Linked DNA regions of Mus musculus: region 1 is linked to region 2. A link is a loop called in an ENCODE intact Hi-C map of the cell type or tissue named here. Cell type or tissue: heart. All regions are shown on one strand. Each heading gives the region's core, and the rest is flanking DNA. Links, peaks and the distances in the headings are about the cores only. Region 1 has its middle 34 kb from the start of Tmcc3. Region 2 has its middle 2.5 kb from the start of Gm32827.

Evidence for each region. A loop is a pair of places that touch in the nucleus more often than their neighbours do. Peaks named below come from ENCODE experiments on the same cell type or tissue, not always from the same donor. Only the 100,000 strongest peaks of a DNase experiment are listed, where the experiment ranks them.
Region 1: a loop joins it to region 2, with 2.3 times the contacts of the local background. A loop is called at or near these places in 7 of 42 quality-filtered maps.

What each region holds. Positions count from the first base shown.
Region 1 is chr10:94,479,357-94,482,271 of GRCm38, reverse strand. It overlaps a transcript of Tmcc3 not described here. Among named protein-coding and RNA genes, the nearest start is that of Tmcc3, 34 kb to the left of the region's middle. In heart, for the core only: a CTCF peak has its summit at 1,684; DNase peaks (open chromatin) are centred at 1,341, 1,771 and 2,431.
Region 2 is chr10:94,427,527-94,430,441 of GRCm38, reverse strand. It overlaps a transcript of Tmcc3 not described here. Among named protein-coding and RNA genes, the nearest start is that of Gm32827, 2.5 kb to the right of the region's middle. In heart, for the core only: a CTCF peak has its summit at 1,723; no DNase peak of the experiment used is centred there.

The DNA.
Region 1 (2,915 bases), core at 241-2,740, 52 kb before region 2:
GGTTTATAGCCTTGCCCCCACTTCCTGTTCTCTCTCTCTAGTTCCTGCCTGTGGATGAAAATGTGATCCACCTGTTCCTGCTGCCATTCTATTGCCACTCTAGTAGAACTATATGCCCAAATAAACCCTTTCTTCCCTCAAGGGATGTCAATCAGGGTATCTTATCACAGCAACAGAAAAAATAACCTTTCTCTAAAATCCCTCCTATTATAGAGTATGGTGGTGCACACTTTTTAGTCTCAACACTCAGAAAGCAGAGGCAGGCAAATCTCTGTGAGTTCAAGGCCAGCCTGGTCTACAAAGCCAGTGTTCCAGGATAGCCAGGGTTGTTACACAGAGAAAGCTTGTTTAGAAAAACCTAAACTAAATAAGATAAAATAAAATCCTTCCAATCATACCTTTGAGTAGCTCCCCTCTCACTTAGGAATAGTCAAAGCCCCAAGTCAGAGTGAACCTACTATGTGATTGAACCTACTATGTGATCCTTTGTGCTCTGGGCACACTGATGTCTACTTTTTTCCTGGAGCTTCAGTTGGACATTGATTCTCCTGGCACAAGGCCTGTATGGTCTGGAATGGTCTCATTCACACATGTGAATGGTTCATCTCCTGCCAAAGTACCTTACTAAAACCTCCCCTTTGGTTGGAGGCTTTTTAAGCTCCTTAGGTAAGACTGAAAACCCACCCCGATACTGCCCTAATTCCCTGCTTACCTTTACTTCTTAGCACTTACCACGGTCTAACTGAATTATACTCGGGGATTTGTTGACTGTATTGGCTTAGCAGCTTTACCAGAACAGGAGTTTTTATTGTTAGTGATACTGGTGTTTTCTTTTTCAAGAGAAGACATACACAGTCAAGTCTGGTCTTAAATTCTTTCTGTAGCCAAGGATGGCCTCAAACTCCTGGTCCTCCTGCCTCCCACTTCCCAAGTGCTAGGATTATAGCTGTGTATCACTATGGTCATTGGAAAGAGCTTCATTTCTAGCACTGTAGTGAGTTGCACATAGTAGGTGTTTGATAAATGTCAGCTGAGTGAATGATAAAAAGACACAAGGCTATGTCATCTGCAGTTTTCACAGGATGCATGCTTATGGCCTCTGCATTAGAGTCTCTGAATCAAGCCCATGGGGCCTTCATTTTTACCGTGTTCTGCTATAAATAATGTCTTTTGCTTTCCAAGTCTAGTTTGACTTCAGAACATTGAGAGTCAAGAACCTGGGTACTGTTAGCAATTCCCCTGGTATCCTTCCTGCCTTTCATCCTGGCTTACACTATGTTTGGTTTGGAAGAAGGCCTGCGTGTCTGCCACAGGGAGATCTTCAGGAGAGATTTCAGAATGAGGACTTGGCACCAGAGAGAATGAGTCAGAGTTTGAACAGGAGCCCACACAGACTAAAGGAGAGAATGGGAGTCACGCGGGAGGGAAGGCTTAGGCATCTCCCGTGAGCGTACAACAAGACAATATGGCTTTCTAGACCAGAAGGACATTTTGGCCCAAAGCAGGTTCGAGAGATCAAAGAAGTGGCATTCCACGAGAGGATAAAGATGTTAGCTAAGATACAAAGGAAAAACAAAACAAAGCCACAACAAGATAGAGATTCCAAAACAACAGAAGGCCATGAACTCTGGAGGTAGAGGAACCTCCCTGTGGCTTCCTGTTGTCTCAAGTGGTAGGACTCCACAGTGCCTCCTTCCTGTCTCTGAGCTCTTCCAGTGCCCAGAGCCTAGCTCCATGTAAGACGCATGCGCATGCTCAGCAATTGCCCCTTTGATGAATGAGTGGGTAAGGTAGAAAGAAGGAAAGACCCCGGTCAAGCTGCCTCTATATTCAAACAGGAACGCAGGATTTGCTCGCTTAACCCCTGTTTCGTCCACCCCAAAATGTTATCCTATTCATTGCTGGCCCTCACTGTCCAGTGGAACCAGGGAAGCCAGCGTTTGCTACATCAGCATCCCCCTCGACCCCACCCAACCCCGCTCCCCCACTCCCGTGCTTCCAAGTCTTCCTTTTCATTTAAAAACTTTGCCTTTTGTCAGAGAAGCAAGAGCCAAGAGCTTCCTTCCCCACTTATCACTGCAGACTGATGGCTTTTTGTTTTTAACAGGAGGAGGATTCCCCCTCTGTGTGTGTGCTCACCCCTCCATTCACGGGTCTGTCTCCTCTTTAGGTGGTCTTTGCCGTCTCAAGAATCCGAAAAGACTGGAATCTAAAAAGAGTCATTCTCCTTGCAAAGGACTCTGGTTCATGCCAAGAGTGACGGGAGCATTTCCCTGGTCATTCTCACGTGTTTCTGTCACGTGAAAAGTTGCTGGTAAATCGCACAGGCAAGCCTCCGATAACCTGGCGTTTGTTTATGAGACCTTTCCCACAAGACTCCCAGCCAAGATTCTGGGCAACAATAAATCCATTTTAAGGCGATTCCTGGAAAGAAGATTCCAGCTCCTTATGGACTGTGTAACCGCTGACCTATCTGGAAGGCCAGCAAGGATAGGGAGGAGGAGGAGGACTTCCTTGCGTGGAAGGGCCAGGAAGACCGTCACTTCTGGGGCTACCGAACAAGCAATGGGGGACGGGGGAGGCGTGTTAAGGCTAAAAATTATTTGCTGGAGCAGCAGAAGTAACACTGGGAAGCCACCCCCCAGCATTTATGATCCCCATGGAGTTGGGGGCCACTGTGTTTGGCTCACTGTGTCCCAGCACCTCAGTGAGTAAGCAGCTCGGGGCCGATGGTCAGTAAACATTCACACAGTGGACGATGAGTGGGCTAGGAAGACAGGGCACCCAAGACGCCCTTCAAATAAAGAAGAGGGTTTTAACTCACCTATACAGTAAACCTCCCTTTATATATGTAGAAACTGAGGCTCTGAGAGGGTTGGAAAGAACAGCTTGGTATAAGGAAGCCTTGAAAGAAG
Region 2 (2,915 bases), core at 283-2,782:
CTCTTCCCACCCCTTTCAACATAGACCCAATGGCTGGGACTTAAGCCACCTGGTATTACCATGACAACGGAAACCAGAGTGTTGAGTGGCTCTGATGAGGATCTGAACTAGCCTATCTCCAGATCTGCCATCACGTTAGAGAAATACACCCCTGCTTGTTTCAGTCACTGTTCTTGGACTTTTCTGTGGTTTGCAACCAAACGTTCCCAACAGAGCATCCAGGACAGAAGGTTATACTTGAGAGTCTGAACCTTAGGCAACGTCACCATAGAGACTGAGCATCCTCCACAATTAGCAATGTGTGTGGGTACCAGGAAGCAACCAGTCTGTTGCACCATGAAATGTGGACCAGCATGGGATGCCAAAGCAGGATGGCCGCCGAGGCTGCCGGTTGTTCTGGGGCACACACACTCCACCTTCTCTTCCACCAGCTGAATCCTGAGTTTGTTCCCACACGGCACACACGTGTCCTTCTCCAGCCTTACATACAAGAACTCCCCATTTCAGACACCTTGGCAAAGACCAGTGAAAGATGGGTAAGTTGATCTAGAACCTGCCCACTGTGGAGACAGCTCAGCTGTTTCTAGCTCCACCCAAGAGGCAGGAGATTGCCGTATGGAACACAGACAGGCATGTGATCGGCTGCCTTTAGATCATGTTCAATTATGTTATCAGCACCTTCTGGCTCTTTGGTCCCCAGTTAAGCCTTCCCTTGGAGATATATATATATATATATATATATATATATATATATATATATATCCACACACATACATGTATGTGTATATACATACATACATATATATATGTATATACATACATTTGTGTATACATACACACACTTGTTGTGTATTGTTATAAGGTGGATATACATGTTCATGTGAGTTGTCCCAGTTATGGTTACTATTGCTACGTTGAGATACCATGACATAGCATATATTGCTATGTATACTATGTATGATCAAAAGCAACTTGGGGATTTATTTTGCTTACATGCCATAGTCCATTGAGGGAAGTCACAGCAGGAACTCAAACTAGGCAGGAACCTGGAGGCAGAACCTGGCAGAGGCCATGGAGGAGTAGTGGTTACTAGCTTGCTCTTCATGGCTTGCTCAGCCTGCTTTCTTATGGAACCCAGGACCACTAGCCCAAGGGTGGCCCAAACCATCCTACAGCCCAATCTTATAAAGGCAGTGTTTTGTTTTGTTTTGTTTTGTTTTGTTTTGTTTTGTTTTATTAAGGTTCCCTCCTCTCAGATGACTATAGCTTCTGCTAAGTTGACATAAAATTAACCAGTGCATAGGTATATAAGTGTATGTGTGACTGTATGTGCACATGTGTATTGTGCATGTGTGTAGAGGTCAATGTCATATAATTTCTTCAATTACTCTCCGTGTTTGCCTATTTCTTTTAAAAGACTGTGTGCGTGTGTACACATATGTGCATCTGTGCCTGTGTGTGTGTGTGTGTGTGTGTGTGTGTGTGTGTGTGTGTGTGTGCCTGAAAGAAGATGATAGAAGGTATCTAGGAGCTGGAGTTACAGGTGGTTATGAGCTGTGGGCACTGGGAAATGAAGCCAACTCCTCTGTCAGAGCAGCAGGCTCTCCTAAGCACTGAGCTGGCTCTCCGGCTCCTCACCTTTATTTTTGAGACAGGATTTTTCACCAAACCTGACGCTTATGAATTTGGCCGGGCCAGCTGGCCAATGATCTTCAGGGATCTGCCTGCCCCCATCTGGTGCCAGCATGGGCATTGCAGGCTTTTTTTTTTTTTTTTTTTTTTTTTAAATAGGACAAACTGAATAAGAGTCCCCATATTACAGTTTGGATCTCTGAGAGCAGGGTACATTTAGAAACTATAAATGGTTCATGAAGGTCTAATATAAAATTACATAGAAGGGCAGGGGAGCATTTTGTAGATCATATATCAAAGCGTGTGTGAGACTTTCTTTCCAACGGCCATGAGGAGCCACCGAGGGAGTACAAACGAGCGGCTGCCATAAACCAGATCTTTTATTTAGAGACATCACAGGGCTACACTCTGGGAAAGCACACTACAAGGTGGCGCAGGGCCAGTACCACTGGTAAGAAACCAGGCAGCCCTGAGTTAGAGTCACGGCAGAAGGCATATTTGAGTCTTTAGCAAAAGGGTTTAATGACAGATTGGATCTAAGGGGTAAGGAGCAAGGAATTATAGTAATTCCCAGATCTGATGGGTGGTTCGCTGTGCTGCCCATCGGAAGCAGAAATGCAAGAGGGTCGGGAGGGCTGAGAGACATGTGACCTTGTGCACCATGGGACAGTTTCTGGGGGTGATCACCAGGCAATGGGTCAGGCAGCGGATCAGAGCGGTTAACTATTCTGAAAGCACTGAGGCCAGCCAATGGAAAGGCACAAAGTAAAAAAGATGCCAGAGCGGAACCTCCGGGGAAACCCAGGAGTCAGGAATGGTCTCCTTCCTCCATGAAGGAGAAAATGACGTGGCTGGAGAAGCAGGAAGCAAGCCACAGAGGGGGCGCTATCACGGGTTAGTAAGAAAAGTCTCCCACAGGTGGGTCTTTATCAAAGACCCTCGGCAAGTGGTGTTATAACGGACAGACCGACGGACAGGGTCTGGAAACCAGCAGGGAGGGCCCAGCTGGAGAAAGGAAGTCCCTTGAAGGGGACTTCCTCATCTCCTGGTCTCTTCCTCATGCTCCAGTCCCTGTCTGAGATGAGTTCAAAGCCCTCTCTACTCACATTGTCACTGCACCGTTAGCCCCAAATCAACAGATCCAAGTCCTATGGACCCGGGCACCAAAACAAACTTGGGCTGTTTATGTCAGAGATTTAGTAATAAGCATATAACAGTAAGTAACACAAGTTGGGTAGGAGAGCATGGTGGGAAGTGCAGCCAGGACCACTCTAAAGGACTGA